Regions from separate parts of the Homo sapiens genome. Here region 1 is linked to region 2. Evidence: read pairs that join two places in POLR2A ChIA-PET (ENCODE). Cell type or tissue: MCF 10A. All regions are shown on one strand. Each heading gives the region's core, and the rest is flanking DNA. Links, peaks and the distances in the headings are about the cores only. Region 1 overlaps EPHX1 (epoxide hydrolase 1). Region 2 holds the start of LOC107985352 (a long non-coding RNA gene).

The links. Peaks named below come from ENCODE experiments on the same cell type or tissue, not always from the same donor. Only the 100,000 strongest peaks of a DNase experiment are listed, where the experiment ranks them.
Region 1: POLR2A ChIA-PET joins it to region 2 with 10 read pairs; 6 of 35 experiments call an interaction of 5 or more read pairs at or near these places.

Annotation. Positions count from the first base shown.
Region 1 is chr1:225,815,830-225,824,156 of GRCh38, forward strand. The region is part of intron 1 of EPHX1 (epoxide hydrolase 1); the gene reads left to right. Among named protein-coding and RNA genes, the nearest start is that of EPHX1, 9.9 kb to the left of the region's middle. RefSeq lists enhancers at 1,148-1,975, 1,976-2,802. In MCF 10A, for the core only: no CTCF peak of the experiment used is centred there; DNase peaks (open chromatin) are centred at 2,012 and 5,122.
Region 2 is chr1:225,732,222-225,740,548 of GRCh38, forward strand. LOC107985352 (a long non-coding RNA gene) reads left to right here and starts at 5,788. Exons shown (of 2, transcript XR_001738499.2): 1 at 5,788-5,976. In MCF 10A, for the core only: a CTCF peak has its summit at 3,815 (motif pointing right); DNase peaks (open chromatin) are centred at 3,630, 4,670 and 5,140.

The DNA.
Region 1 (8,327 bases), core at 200-8,199, 84 kb after region 2:
TGCAAGGAAGCTTCCAGATCGTGGAGCACATTGTTGAGGAAAAGACACCTTGGGGAGAAGGGGGAGGTGCAGAGTGTGGTTAATGGTGGGAAGGAACTCCGGTAAGTGTGTTATATGATCTGCTCCTATTATCCCCTGGAATAGGAGCCTCTCTCCACTCAAGTAGAGAATGCCAAGGACTGGCCCGGCATGGTGGCTCATGCCTGTAATCCCGGCACTTTGGGAGGCCAAAGCAGGCGGATCGCTTAACAGGAGTTTGAGACCAGCCTGGCCAACATGGCGAAACCCCTTTCCTACTAAAAATACAAAAATCAGCCGGGCATGGTGGTGGCAGGTGCCTGTAATCCCAGCTACTCAGGAGGCTGAGGCATGAGAATTGCTTGAATCTGGGAGGTCGAGGCTGCAGTGAGCTGAGATTGCACCATTGCACTCCAGCCTGGGCAATAAAGCAAGGCTCTGTCTTTAAAATTAAAAGAAAAAACAAGTTATTCTAACTTTTTTTAATTTTAAAAGATTAAAAAAAGAGAATGTCAAGGACTGAAATTGCATAGAGGGCAATGCTTTTTCTTTATAGGTGGTGAACTGGGTTCTGCTTGAGTTTTTTCTCTGGTAATTTAGAACCAATGGAAGCAACTCAACAGCTCTAATTTTAATTGGCAGAATGTGAGATGGAATGGGACCTCAAATGAAACTCCAGGCCAAGAGCTCATGAGCCCTGCAGCATGTGGGGCATCTCTCGGTCTTCTTGAGTTCTGTAACTTAAAGTTTGTGTGGCCTTTAAAGAGTGTGGAAGTAGCCGTCCCCTCTCCGAAGGTGCACAGGATTTGGCCAGCCCACCCGCGTGGCCTTCCCCTTCCCCTCTCCAGACCCTCCACAGCAGATGGGGCCACGGAGGCCTGGAGAAGTGGAGTCACTGACCTGAGGCTACATGGCTGGCAGGCAGCAGGGCCAGGCAGCAAAGCAGGCAGTGAGGGCCTAACTGCCCGCGGGCTGGCTCGGGGCTCCCTCAACCACATTGGCATCCCAGTGCCAATCCCAAATTGTTTTCTTTCTATCTCTCCAGACATGTAGATAGCATGGAGGTGGAGGGAATTCCCTCCCACACAGAGGGCGATATGCCCCAGAACAGCACTCCTGCCCCCAAGAAGGCTGTCTCCTGACACTTTTTACTGCTCTTTTACTCTCCCCCAGCTTTTTTTTTCCTGCTTGTAAACTGCATTTTTCCTTTCCCTTGGTTTCTGGCTCTAAGCTGTTTTCCCAGGGCTTGGCTCCGGCGCTTGCACAGAGATAAACACGGCCATTGGCCTGGTGCACAATCCCAGCTTGCCTGCATCCGGCCTCTTCCATCCTGAGTCTCCAGGGGTCCCTGGGGTTCAGGGACAATGGCTGAGGGAGAAGCTGGGAGTTCCCCCCAGGGTTTGCCTCCGTCACTCTTGGGCCAGCCAAGGGAGTGGGGCTGGGAGCTTCAGGATGGCTTTTGGGAAGCCCCTGGGAGCCCCAAGGCTTGGGTAGCTGCTGACAGGGAGTTCACAGCAGGAACGCTCCCAGGCTCCCATCCTGCGTCCGCTTGGCAGGCAGGCCAGGAATGGGAGGGAAGCCATCCGTTTTTCCCTTTCCACTGGATGTTCCCTTCGCCTTCCCCAGGGAGGAGTGATGAGGCTGGGGTGCTGGGGAGGGCAGTATGGGGGCAGGCTTGGGACCAGGCCTGCAGAAGCAGCAGACCCTCCAAGCCCACCTACCTCTCTGGCCTGGCATCTGAGGGGCAGGTCATGCCATAGTTTTTCCCTTACCCTCTCTGCCCCCACACTTTCCTCCCCAAAGTGGCAGACTTCCCCCAGGAGAAGCACTGGCTTTTCACGCTGCTGTGAGTCTCAGTCACTATTAGAGAAACACAGTCAGAGCCAGGCCTGCCCAACTGTCGCAGGGCTGGGTCCACCTCATGGCCTTTGTTCTGGAAAAATACTTGGGCATTCTGCCCTGCAATGCACTTAGCCAAGGCCGGGCACATGGCAAGTGCTGAGTCATGGCCGGCTAGCACTTTACTGCGATTTTAGGAGCACTTTCTTGTGGTGAGGTTCTGACTGCTTGCTTGGGTTGGGGGAGGGGAGTCTTTGGGCAGGCGGTAGACCTGCCCTTTACTTTGTGTGGCCGGATCTGAGTCTGACCCCATCTTTTTAGACCCAAAACCCTGATATTTGTAGTGCGCCTAGGATACTGGTTCTCCAGTCTTCTTTGGGGTCAGGGGGCGTTATAGTGCCTCATGCCACCTACTCAGCCCTCTTCCTGCATCTTATGGTCTGTCTCTACCAACTAGGCTAAGTAGGTTATATTTATTATTCCTCAAGGGGAATTCAGCTCTTCTTGTTCAAAAGTTCTGATTAATTTTCTATGCTCTCATTCAAAGAATTTTTAAATTCATTCATTCATTCAACAAATAATTAAGCTTCTACTAGAATGCCAGGCACTGAGAGTCCAGATGGGAGCCAAAGCAGACATGGTCAGTGGCCTACAGGAGCTTCCGTCCAGCTGTCAGTCACATAATCACCCTGACAAATGTGAGCTCGACGAAGGCTAGGACTGAGAGATCTGCCTTGCTGGGATAGGTCAGGAGAGGCTACCCAGAGGAGGGACAGTCAGTCTGAAATCTGAAAGGTGGATAGAAGTTAGGGAGGTGGGAAGGGGAGGGAATAGCTTTTCGACAGAGGGATTCGCCTTCATAAAGCCCCACAGTAAGACAGCATGGTGAGCACAAAACTGAAAGATCGGGGGGCAGCGTGAGATCCCAGCCCTAAAACTCTCACTTAGCTTTCAAGTAAACTGTTTCTCCATAATATTGATACCAGTAGCACTCTGAGGGGCTAGGGGAGTGGTGAGATCACACAGGCCTTGAAGGCCACACTAACCCAAGGACAATGGGAAGCTCTTTAAGGGTTTCGCAGGGGATGGGATATACATGATCAGATTTGCATTTCCAAAAGATCACTCTGGCCTGGCTCATGCCTGTAATCCAGCTATTTGGGAGGCTAAAGCAGGAGGATCACTTGAGCCCAGGAGTTTGAGACCAGCCTGGGCAATATAGTGAGAACCTGTCTCCATTAAAAAAAAAAAAAAAAAAAAGGTTTGTATGGTGGCTCACGCCTGTAATCCCAGCACTTTGGGAGGCGGAGGCGGGCGGATCACGAGGTCAGGAGATTGAGACCATCCTGGCCAATATGGTGAAACCCCATCTCTGCTAAAAATACAAAAAATTAGCCGGGCGTAGTGGCGGGCGCCTGTAGTCCCAGCTACTTGGGAGGCTGAGGCAGGAGAATGGCGTGAACCCGGGAGGCGGAGCTTGCAGTGAGCCGAGATTGCGCCACTGCACTCCAGCCTGGGCGACAGAGCGAGACTCCGTCTCAAAAAAAAAAAAAAAAAAAAATACAAAAATTATCTGGGCATGGTGGCATGCGCCTGTAGTCCCCGCTACTCAGGAGACTGAGGCAGGAGACTTGCTTGAACCAGGGCGGAGGTTGCAGTGAGCCGAGATCGTGCCACTGCACTCCAGCCTGGGGACAGAGAGAGACTCCATCTAAAAAAAAAAAAAATGTTTTAAAAAGATTGCTGTGGCTTCAGAGTGGCCATTGTGTTGGAAGGGGTAGAGCAGATGTGAGTGGACCGGGCAGGGTAGTAGTCCAGGGGAGAGCCACAGGAACCTGGGCTGGGTTGGAGATGGATTTGAGATGTACTTTGGAAGTTCAGCTGCCAGAACTTACTGATATCTGTGGCGGAGTGAAGGAGAGGGGTTTCAAGGACGTTGCCTGGGTTTTTGGCTTGGCAGTAGCAGGGCGGGTAATGTCAGTTACTGAGGGAGGGAACACCAAGAGAAGACAAAGTTTAGGGGGACAGGATCACAGTGCGATTTCAGATGCACTGGAGAAAATTTTGACACAAGGTACTGTCTGGGCCCCAGGTGGCTCTGCTCTAATACATTTATAACTCTTTGTCCGCACTTAATCACTCTGTCATACTTAGCTGCCAGGGGGCCAAGAAATGTCAAGTGTTTGGCTGGTCTTCTCCAACTAAAATTAAAAATCCTTTGCTAAGGAAGAAGGAGAGAACATTGCTAGCAGTCTGCCTCAACATCCCAATCTGATGGCGTATTTGCCGCAGCCACCAGCTCATCAAGGACAGCTGCGGTGAACCTTTGAGTTCTGAGTAATCTCCTGTCTGGGCCACCTTTCTTCACTCAACCACAAAATCCTCACATTCCCAAGTATATTTTCTTTCTTTCTTTTTTTTGTTTTTTTGAGACAGAGTCTTGCTGTGTTCCCCAGGCTGGAGTGCAGTGGTGTGATCTTGGCTCACTGCAACCTCCGCCTCCTGGGTTCAAGCAATTCTCCCTGCCTCAGCCTCCTGAGTAGCTGGGATTACAGGCATGCCCGGCTAATTTTTGTATTTTTAGTAGAGACGGAGTTTCACCATGTTGGCCAGGCTGGTCTTGAACTCCTGACCTCAGGTGATCTGCCCACCTTGGCCTCCAAAGTGCTGGGATTACAAGCATGAGCCACCACGCCTGTCCCCAAGTATATTTTCTTAGCTCACTCTTTTCAGCATGTAATTTACAGAAGGGTAATCTGAATTGTAAACACGATTTCTAAGTTAAAACTCCTGGGTCAGCTCGTGATGAAGTAGCAATTTATAAAAGAGATAGTATAGTAATAAATGAGACAACTACACTCGGAAATGTGGAATCATCAACTCTTATGCGAAAATAGCCTATGAGACTCTTGTGTTTTTTCATTCATGCCATGCGCTTCCTCACTTCCATCCCATTCCATTCCACATGCTCTTCTTTCTGCCTGGATTATTCCCATTCCACCATTATTTTTCTCCTGGTAAACTCCTATTCATACTTAAAAACCCTGCTCAATGACCCCTTCTCTGTGAAAACTTTGTGGCAAAACCTAACCACTTCTGCTTGTGCACACTTCTCTTCCATCTGTGTGCATATAGTATGTGTCTATAACTGGAAGGGTGTTTATCTGTTATCCGTTTGTCTGCCCTGCTAAAGTGTGAGCTCCTACAGTTACAGGGTTGTGTGTTAGTCCTGGTGCCTGCACAGTACCCAGCCAGTAGTTACACTCAGTGTTGCTGAACCAACCTCTGGTCCAAAAACATGTTTATACTTGCTTTTCCAAGGCGCCAATCCAAATCTCTTATTTACTTTAAAAAACAAATAACTTCTTGGCACTTTAAAAACCACATTCAAATAACAGAAAAAGAGTTCATTTGAACTTTAAGTATCAATCTTAAAATGAATTGTATGTTTTAAAACTTGACTTAGTGACATCACTTAAGAGAATTTTTAAAAAGCAAACTTTTATTTTTACCCCAGTGTAACAAATATTAAGTTCCATTAAATTATTAAACTGATCTACCTTTTCTTTTTTTTTTGAGATGGAGTCTTGCTCTGTTGCCCAGGCTGGAGTCTAGTGGGGCAATCTCGGCTCACTGCAACCTCCGCCTACCCAGGTTCAAGCGATTCTTCTGCCTCAGCCTCCCGAGTAGCTGGGACTACAAGTGCACACTACCACACCCAGCTAATTTTTGTGTTTTTAGTAGAGACGGGGTTTCACCATGTTGGCCAGGCTGGTCACGAACTCCTGACCTAAAGTGATCTGCTCGCCTTGGCCTCCCAAAGTGCTGGGATTACAGGTGTGAGCCACCATACCCAGCCTGTTTTTCATTTTTTGGTTCTTTTTTTTTTTTTTTTTTTTTTTTGAGACAGGTTCTTCCTCTCAGGCTGGAGTGCAGTGATCATAGCTCACTGCAGCCTCAACCACCTGGGCTCAAGCAATCTTCCCACTTCAGCCTCCCGAGTAGCTGGGACCTCAGGCATGCACCACCATGCCTGGCTAATTTTTTTTTATTATTTGTGGAGATGGGGTTTTGCCATGTTGCCCAGGCTGGTCTCAAACTCCTGGGCTCAAGTAATCTACCTGCGTTGGCCTCCCAAAGTGCTGGGATTACAGGTGATTTACCTTTTAACTGTGCCAAAGAACAAAGCACCTACTTTATTTGCTCTCCTGTATTTAAAATGGTCCTTTATACCTCAGATCCAGAAAGATAAACACAAGTAAACTAACAAGTACTCTACTTGTATCATTTGTTGTTTTCTAACAGTTTACATTTAGTCCATCTTTGAAGGGTAAAGACCATTGATTGCTCATCTAACTTCTTCACCTTGAACTTAGTGAGATTTTCTTCCACCTTTCACAAATGCATGCCCAAAATTTGACTTCAGTGTAGAATTGGAATTAAAATGTATGCAATCCCATTTCTTACAGTAGGAGCCAAATGTTCATCAAGTTCCCCTCTGAGCTCAGTATCTTGTAGCTAAATGACCACTATCTTCCAGTCACGTTTTTAAAAAAAATCATGCTGGTTTGCAACAAAAATTGTATTTTCTTTACTAGGCAAGTGAACCATTTTGTTGGGAAGAGTACCTTGGCTTCGAGAAAAAAATGATTTCATTCTGAAAGGCTTCCCCTCCAACCCCCTCCTGCACAAACTCTCAGCCCAGTAACTTGTCAGTATTCTGGAAAAGTGCATTACAAAACAAAAACTCGAATCAGATAAAATATATCTCTGGAACTTTTGAGGCAGATCAATGAAGCTCTGATTTCAGGTGCTAGCAAAATAAAGCAGGCACTCTCATTTTGTATTGTTTTACTTCTCAGTTTTTCATGGTGTCTCCTAAACTTTGATGTTTTGAAGAAGTTCTAATGTTTGCTACATCAGCAGGAGCTGACCACAGGGAAGAGATAAATATAGCTCTCCTTGGAAAGGTGAAGGCTTAGCCACCAGAATTCTGCCCCTTGATGCTGAGAATGCACCTTCTCCGAACAGATGGAAAAGAGGGGTGGAGATTACCCCAGGGACATATCTTGCAAAATGCTGATACCCGAAGATGTACATAGCCTTGTGCTTTGGTCATCCTCCCAAATCATGTCCTTGGTGAAGGCACATGGAGAGGAGAGCAGATGCTGCCAGACCACGGTGCCTGACGCCATGCACTCCCTCACGTCCAGCCTGTTTATGTGCACACGGCTGCAGCGGGACCTTGGGGTGTGGGCTAAATAACAAGAACAGGGGCTCCTCTGGGGTCTGTTACAAGGCAGAGATGCTCCACGGTAATTAGGGATTTAGGGGAAGAGGAAGGAACACACATGTTGATAATAAGTAGTTCAACATTATTATCCCCATTTTACAGATGCAGCTACTGAGCTTAGAGAGGTTTCATAACTTGCCCAGAGCCCCTCAACTAGTAAACAGTGGAGCCGAGATTTGAACGACCCAAAGAGGAAAGCAAACAAGCAGCCCCTTTATTACTTTTTTTTTTTTTTAAGATGAGGGTCTTGCTATGTTGCCCAGGCTGATATTGAATTCCTGGCCACAAGTGATTCACCACCTTGGCCCCACGAAGTACTGGGATTACAGTCATGAGCTACCACACTGGGCCAAAGCCCTCGTATTGTAACCTCCAAGATGTTTTCATTTCTAAAGTCAAAGGTTGTCAGAGTTGCTGTTTTGCAGGGAGCCATGGGATGGGGAGTCTCCGGGAAACCCAGGCTGGCTCCTTAAATGGCATCACCCAAGTTGGCCATCAAGCTTCCCCAGACTCAGTCACTCGGCCCCCTCTTTCCCTGGCTGTAGAGCAGGGGTTTGGACTCGAGGCTGCTGAGTTCCTCTCCAGCTTCCATGCCCAGTGGCAGTGACTTATCAACTGGCCCACCCGGTGGATGTAGGGGTGATGCAGCCCTGCTCTGTCCTCTTGAGTGCTGGGTGGCCATGAGAGAGGGAGGCCATGAGAGGGAGGGGAGGGTTCTCATCTGCTTAGTGCCACCCCCTCCCCAGCCCACCCCAGGTCCTCTGCCGCCTTGGGTTCCTGCGTGAGCAGTCCTTCTCACTCTGGGCGATGTTCGCTTTCACCAGCCCAACCCCAAGAAGTCCACCCTGGGGAGGACAGAGGGAGTCTCCACGGCTCCACACCCCCATGCTTTGTCGGAGATCTGGCCAGGCAGAGTGGTGCCCTCTTGACTGAGCCTCGAGCCTTTGCTTTCCCCTTACTCCACATAAAGCCGCAGCCCTGGCGAGGGAGCCCAGAGGCCTGAGGACAGCCTGCTGGGTGCCTGGCACTCTCTAGATCCTCCCTGCCTGGGCGGTGGGCATCTGCAATTCTCCCTGTCTCGAACTGCAGCAGAATGTGTGGGCAGGGTTAGGCAGATAGAGAGTGGGTGCCTGGACTCATTGGTCAGACTCTAAGACCGCCCACCCCCGCCGCCCCC
Region 2 (8,327 bases), core at 288-8,287:
ATTATTACCAGAAGGCAGAATGGACCAATCTCTCACTCTTCCTGTTCCTTTCTGTTACCCCTTGAAATTCCATTGGAAATTAATTATTTTGTGTATGATATTGTCTCTAGTTACATTACAAATATCCCTTCTGCTGAGCATTCTAGGGATAAAAAAATTACAAATATCCCTGGGAGGGATTAAGACTTTAAGGCATTATCATCAAGGTTAACTCCACTAAAATTTTTGTGCTGAAAATGAACTTAGAAGTTGTTACTCCTAGGCTGGGCGCAGTGGCTCACACCTGTAATCCCAGCACGTTGGGAGGCCGAGGTGGGTGGATCACTTGAGGTCAGGAGTTTGAGACCAGCCTGGCCAACATGGTGAAACCCTGTCTCTACTAAAAATACAAAAAAATTAGCCAAGCATGGTGGCTCACGCCTATAATCCCAGCTACTCGGGAGGCTGAGGCAGGAGAATTGCTTGAACCCAGGAGGCAGAGGTTGCAGTGAGCCGAGATTGCGCCATTGCACTCCAGCCTGGGCAACAGAGAGAGACTCCATCTCAAAAAAAAAAAAGAATAGAAGTTGTTACTCCTTTCTAAAGAAACGACTAACCTACAGGGACTACCTGCAGAAGGAGTGGGCATCGGGTATGTTAACAGGAGCACTGAGAGGAAACAGTTGCAGAGCAGGGCTGCGGGGGTGGGTGGTAAGGGCCAGTTCTGCATGAGGTACCACGGAGGGAGGTATGGGGTGGTGCAAGTGCCCAGATGCCTGGGGAGGGATGTGCAGATGGGGAGGGAATTAGATTGTGGGAGAGGGGAGGAGCAAGGACAAATTCTTCCTACTTCTCAATTCCGTCAAGTGTCTTCCCTGTGTAGAGTGATGATTCTTAATGAAGATCCTGACTTCCAAACACCTCTGGTAGATCTCCTTTTTTGCTAGAGTGCCAGAAAATTCTTAGGTAATTTTCCAATTTTAATTCACTTTCATCTTAAAAATAAATACATGCCTCATGGCATTTTTAAGAGGGGTGGGTGTTTGATGAAATAAAATGAGTGACAACAGGGTGTCACAACTCCAGAAAGGTTTCATATCGCTGGTTTAGAGATTCCCAGTGAGTAGGAGTTTGATGAACTGAAAAAATGAAATGGCTTCCAAATCACTCTGCCCTACTATGCTGATTTGAAACACATAACCTGCCTACACTGCTGAAAAGCTCCCAGCCCTGGGGTGAATGAACCCTGCAAAGCTACTACTTGGCACTCACCCAGCAGTTTGCAAAAGGCAGTGAAAGGAAATGTTCACAGTCAATTGATAGCAGCAGGACCCTTAGGGAGCTAGAGTGAGGGATGGGACCAGCCAAGGCCATTTGGACGGGCATCCAGGTCACCACGCAAAAGCCTTCCTGGGAACTCTCAGGACAATGACGGTTTGGAGCCCTGGCTTCACATTTCACTTTGAAAGAGGCCACCACCTAAATGGGTTGAGATGCTCCTTTCTGCCTCTCTCTAGTCAAAGGTTCATACTGCCCAGGAGAAGAGTGAAAAGGGAAAATCAGCCTTATTAGCATGTATTTATTTGGGGCCTTGGCTCTGAGGCAGCATTTCGTGGTGCCTTTTAGGACTGGAAGAGAGAGGCTAGAAGATTCCTGCTATATTTGAAAGCAATTCATGACTTAATTTCACATTTTTTAGTTCTGGATTATGTAGGGTGCTTATATATTCAATTATTACCTCGTATTAAGATTTCAAATTGTGATCTTCCTATTTCCCAAAGAAGAGAGCTTGAGGAGTTCATTAGGCCAGGATTCTTCTTCCTTTGAGAGACAACCAAGCAGATGGTGTTGCTAATGCGCAGACACCTGCACAGATGCCCTGCTGAGGCCCAAACAACATCTGTGGCTTTTCTTCATACCCAATAAATAACTTACCTTTCCCTCTCTGATTTTTCCTCTTTTAAAATTCTGTATAGTTACTAATGGAGGTGATAAGGATAATGCAGGGCAGGACTTTTAAAACACTTTTAAAGCAACAAAACCCTCTTTCAATTGAAATCTGTGCCTAACTTCAGCATGTAAAACCAAAAAGAAAGGCCAGGTGTAGTAGCCCATGCCTGTAATCCTAGCATTTTGGGAGGCGGAGGTGGGAGGATTTCTTAAGGCTAGGAGTTTAAGACCAACCTGGATAATATAGCAAGACTCTGTCTCTACAAAAAATACAAAAATTAGCTGGGTGTTGTGGTGCACACACCTGTAGTCCCAGCTACTCAGGAGGCTGAGCCAGGAGGATCTCTTGTTTTTTGAGATGGAGTCTCACTCTTTTGCCCAGACTGGAGTGCAATGACGCGATCTCGGCTCACTGCAACCTCCGCCTCCCAGGTTCAAGCAATTCTCCTGCCTCGCCTTTCGAGTAGCTGGGATTACAGACATGCACTACCACACCCAGCTAATTTTTCTATTTTTAGTAGAGACGGGGTTTCACTATGTTGGCCAGGCTGGTCTCGAACTCCTGACTTCAAGTGATCTGCCCACCTTGGCCTCCCAAAGTGCTGGGATTACAGGTGTAAGCCACTGCACCCGGCCATTAGGAGGATCTCTTTTTATTTTATTTTATTTTTTTTTGAGACAGAGTCTCGCTCTGTCGCCCAGGCTGGAGTGCAGTGGCGCAGTCTCGGCTCACTGCAAGCTCCATCTCCCAGGTTCATGCCATTCTCCTGCCTCAGCCTCCAGAGTAGCTGGGACTACAGGCACCTGCCACCACACCCAGCTAATTTTTTTGTATTTTAGTAGAGATGGGGTTTCACCGTGTTAGCCAGGATGGTCTCGATCTCCTGACCTCGTGATCCGCCCGCCTCAGCCTCCCAAAGTGCTTGGATTACAGGCATGAGCCACCACGCCTGGCCCTGGAGGATCTCTTAAGCCCAGGAGTTTGAGGCTGCAGTGAGCTATGATCATGCCACTGCACTTCAGCCTGAGCAACAGAGCAAGACCCCATCTAAAAAAAAAAAAAGTAGGGGGCTGGGTGCAGTGGCTCACACCTATAGTTCCAGCACTTTAGGAGGCCAAGGTGGGCAGTTCACTTGAGGCCAGGAGTTCAAGACCAGCCTTGCCAACATGGTAAAACCCCATCTCTACTAAAATTACAAAAATCAGCCGGGCATTGTGGCACACACCTGTAATCCTAGCCACTCCGGAAGCTGAGGCAAAAGAATCGCTTGAACCTGGAAGGTGAAGGTTGCAGAAGCCAAGATTGCACCACTGCACTCCAGCATGGTTGACAGAGCAAGACTGTCTGAGAAAAAAAAAGAAAGAAAGAAAAGAAAAGAAAAAAAGTAGTGGTTCTTTGGTTAAGCTGGGATGGGGACCTGGAGTCTTGACCTCCTCGCTTCTGGCCCCTGGGAAGCAAATCTCACATAAATTCCAGAATGCTGCCATCATCCCAATCAGAATTTCTCAATCTCCAAGGGAAATTTTATCATCTGGCACTTCAATGGCTGTTTTAAAATGTTACAAAAGATTTGGCAAGGTCCCAATGGGAGGGGCAGGCACCTACATCTGGGCTTGGAAGCCAACGATGTGATATGAGGGAGTCTAAGTGGCCACTGCCAGCTCCGCTCTGGGGACTGCCAGCCTCCAATCCTGCTTGCTGTCTACATCACATAATGTGCCTGGTTGAGAAAAGGCCTTAGGAAGAGCCAGAGAGTGCCAGAGAATGGAAAGAGTATGACACATGCCTCGCTGAGGTCGGACAGCGCGTCAGCCTTACTTTCCCAGCTGACTAAGGACGCCTCCCACCAAGCTGCTTGCCTGCTGAAGCCTGTCTTGAAAACTGACAGTAGATGGCTGTGACTACCCAGAGTTTTTTCCCCAGCAGTTAATGAACACACAGCAGACGCATGCATGCAATACCTTGGAATCATCCCAGAGGCTCCAGGTCAGGTCTCCTTGTCTGAACGCCCCTACCTAGCTGGGCCACACAAGCAGTTTCCATGCTGAGTCCACTAAGTAATCCAAAACAATTGTTCCTTGGGATTTTTCTGAAAAAGAGATAGAAAGTGCTCTGCCTCGGTGAGCAGAGGGAGCTGCTTCAGTATTGGAAACAAAGATAACTGAAATGCAGTCTTTAGAATCTGATAAACCCTCTTCCCAGGACAAGAAAGGCATGAAGTCAGGCCTGAGCTTTGGGGCTCATTTCAGGTACATGCTGGCTTTAGCAACAGAGGAAAAGCCATTATCCCTGTCTTCTTAATTTCCCTCAGCAATCAGCCCTAGCAGGTTCACCATGTTCTCTGTGCAGTTTGAGACAAACTCACTAAACGTCCTGTTCTCTGAAAAATGATCCATCCAAGAGGGCACAGGCCAAGAGTGTTTCTCCTTTTGGTATCAGGGACAGGTTGTAATGCTGCCGTGATCAAAGGCATGAGTTCCTCAGGTGAGGGGGCAGCCCGGCTACAGCCCTGGTGGGGAGGGCTGCACTTAGCGTAGGAGCTGGCTATTTCACTGCCCCCACCCCATCTTCATTGCTTCTAGGCATCCAGAGCTCTATGGTGTAACGTATATCCTGGAATAGTTCCAACATCTCTGTTCCAGGACTTGCTGGACACAGAACCACTTGTGATACGGTTAGAAAAGTCACTTTTCATCTCCTGTCCTAAGCTGCTAAGAAAAACGAATCATGTAGCCTAGATTTACATGTTTGCCTTTTTCTGGTGATCATGAGTGACTGATCTGAGCAATAAGTATATGACTGAGAGGCCCTCGCCAGGCATTTGTGGAGCGGATTGCCGAAGCTTGGTTAGTTAAGCAATATGCCAGAAATTTGGAGATCATGAACTCTGACTTTTGCCACCTTGCCACATGCTCTTCAGCCAGTTATTTCTCCTATGTTCTGCCTTTATAAAATGGGGATAAGCTATCTCTGAGGTTGTTTTAAGAAGAGACACTAATGAAAATGATTGTCAAGTGCCTCTCTAAAGAGAAAGTACAGTAGGCATAAGTGCTTTATGTGATGAAATTCCATCTTTCTTCCTCCCTTTGCAACCTGAACCATGGAATCAATAATGTTTTTCCAAGTGCAGTGTCCCCAGGACAAAATATGAATCAGTTTCCTGAGCTCGGCAGCCCTCGGATGGGGAGTAGCCCCTGCCCTCTGGGGCCTGGTGTCCAGGGTGTGGCTGGCTTTACTGCTGTAAGTGCCCATCTTATCCTGGGATTCCAGCCAAGATGCCAGTGTTGCAAATTTCTCTGATTTCAGAGGAAGATTTGTTTAGGGGTTGAGTCTTCACAGTGGCTTTTGCCATCTATCTCCATTTTATTTTCTCTTTTATCGAGTACCTATTGTACCCCAGGCACTGTGCTAAATGCATTCACCTACATTATCTTGTTTAATCCTCTGAGCAGCTCGGCGAGGGGGGTGTCATTACCATTCTTATTTTACCTCACGAAATAGGCACTTGGAGGGAGTGAAACGAGTTAGCAAGGTAACACAGAAAACAACGGGCAAGGCCAGGATTCCAACCCAAGCTCATCATTACTCTCCCATGCTTCCTTTCCCACAGTTGCCCTACATTCAGACACTTCCCATTTAAGAGAAAATCAAACTGCAGTTTGAGAAAGCACTAACTAGAGAGTTCAAGGGAGTGGGGTCTTCTGCCCACACCTATGGGGAATATGCTGTAGGCATGGCTATTGGGTACTACCTGCCTTGGAGGATGAGGGTGAAGGGAATGGGGTCCTTCCTCCTTCACCTGGTCCTGTAGACCAGTGCCCAGGCCTGTGTGTTCTCAGAGCATTTCCTGCCCATCTGAAATGCAGAGCATCCAGGCTGTCACTGCTACAGCAGGGCCCCTAATGCACTGCCTTACATCAACATGATTGTCAACTCATTTCAGCTCAATCATCCGGCCTTGTGAGAGACGCCCACATGCTGAAGAGCCTTTCTGCAGTTCTGCATTGAACTCTTCATGTGGCCCCATCTAGTAATGAGTGCGAGTGGTAAGTGCAAGAAACAGAGCAAGGGAGAGGACCCTTCTCTTGTAGTTCTTTTTTTCTTTTTCTTTTTCTTTTTTTTTTTTTTTTTTGAGACAGCATCTCTCTCTCTCACCCAGGCTGGAGTGCAGTGGTGCAATCTCGGCTCACTGCAACCTCTGCCTCCTGAATTCAAGCGATTCTCCTGCCTCAGCCTCCCGAGTAGCTGTGACTACAGTCATGCGCCACCACGCCTGGCTAATTTTTGTATATTTAGTAGAGATGGGGTTTCAGCATGTTGGCCAAGCTGGTCTCGAACTCCTGACCTCAAGCGATCCGCCCGCCTTGGCCTCCCAAAGTGCTGGGATTACAGGCGTGAGCCACTGCGCCCAGCCATTGTAGTTCTTTATATAGAGAAAAAAGTACTGATGACTAGTCCTTGTATCAGTGAAAACTGAGATGTAGAGCAAAGCGGAGCTGCCTATAGACAGATCAACTGATTTTTTACCAAAATAAGGGAGGGTCCTTCCTGACAGGTTTGCTTGGGGACTGGGGGAGAGACTGCAGCTTATTGCATAATATCTGTTTCCCTCTTAATTATAAAACTCCAAGTTTATATGGAGCAAAGTACCCAGCTAAAATCTACATTTCCAAGTGTTCCTGGCCACTTAGATATAAGGGAATATTATACATAAAAATTTCAAGAAGTCTGCTGAGAGGGAGCTGACTCAGAGGGCCAACCTTTTGTTGCTTCGCTTGTCCTTCTCCCTTTGTCCTGCTGCCTGGAATGCAGACATGATGGCTGGCATGCCACTGCCCTCTTAAACCATGAGGTAGCCTTGTGGATGGAAGTCAGTGCTAAGGATGGTGCTGCAGAAAGCCAGAAGCAGCTTGGGTTCCTGCTAACTTCGTGGAGCCACTATTCCTGCCCAGAACTGTAGTCCCCTGGAATTCTTTTACATAAGAGGATAAACCTTGTTTTCTGTTGTATAAAGTCTAACTTAATCCTAATTGACAGATTCTGTTTGATAGAGGCACCTGGAATTTCTAGCTAGTCAAGGTCACCTGAGCCCTGTCTGCTCTATCTACCTCCTAAAGGCACATACCTAAGTCTTCCTGATAGTCTTTGCACAAGTTATATGATCACCTGTAGAAGGGTAGGTGTGGAGACTTTTTAGGGAATACTAAATGAATTCCTGAATTCTATTTTTTGTGGAACATGTATATTGAGCACCTACCACACACGAAGTACCATGCTAGATACACTCGGGTCTACTCTCAGGACACTTAAATAGAGCATTTTAATAGACCGACATGGCAATTTAAATAGAGTGAGATGGCTGGGTGCAGTGGCTCACACCTGTAATCCCAACACTTTGGAAGGCCGAGGCAGGCAGATTGCTTGAGGCCAGGAGTTTGAGACCAACCCGGGCAACATAGTGAGATCCCGTCTCTACAAGAAATTTTTTTTTAAAAAGTTAGCCAAGCTCAGTGGCATGTGCCTAGAGTCCCAGCCACTTGGGAGGCTGAGGCAAGAGGATCACTGGAGCCCAGAAGTTCAAGGCTGCAGTGAACTATGATCACACCACTGCACTCAAGCTTGGGCAACTGAGTGAGACCCTATCCTTAAAACAAACAACAAAGTGAGATGTGCACTGTAAGGGAGTACTCTAACAGAGGAGTTCCCTAACCTAGTCTTGTAGAAGGCTTGCAAGAAAAAACTAGAGCCTGTAGGGCAAGTAGGAGCCAGTCAGATGTAAAGTAACCAAATGAAGAGCTTTCTGTGGATGACACACAATCCTTTTTAATGGGCTACAGTTGTCTTTCAAAACAGGCTATGACCCAGCAGCTGATTCTTGCTAAGCTTGCAATGTTCTTGCAATGATCAATACTGGTAGCCACTCCATTACCGTACCCACGGTTTAGAAGGTAGTTTGTATTTTTCCTTCTTTTTCTTTTACCACAAACTTTACTCCCTCCTAGGGTCTAGAGTAAGGAAAAAAAATGTGTGTAGATCAGGAAGTCTGATTATGTACCAAGAGTAGATTTGGGGAAAATTCAGACTGGTTGTATCCAGATGGGTTTGCAGTCAGTATGTGGTCCTAGGCCTTGGTCTTGGCAGAGAGGCAGTGCAGGGCAAGGGAGCTTCCCCAGTGATCAGTGGTCTCTAGGGAACCCGTTTGACTTTGTCATTCTCAGACCTGATCAGATCCAGGCAGCTCTAGGTCTGCTGCTTCTGCCCTGAACCCAGGTTCTAAGTTTTTGTTTACATTCAAGATGAGACTGGCTGGGCACGGTGGCTCACGCCTGTAATCCCAGCACTTTGGGAGGCTGAGGCGAGTGGATCACAAGGTCAGGAGATCAAGACCAGCCTGGTT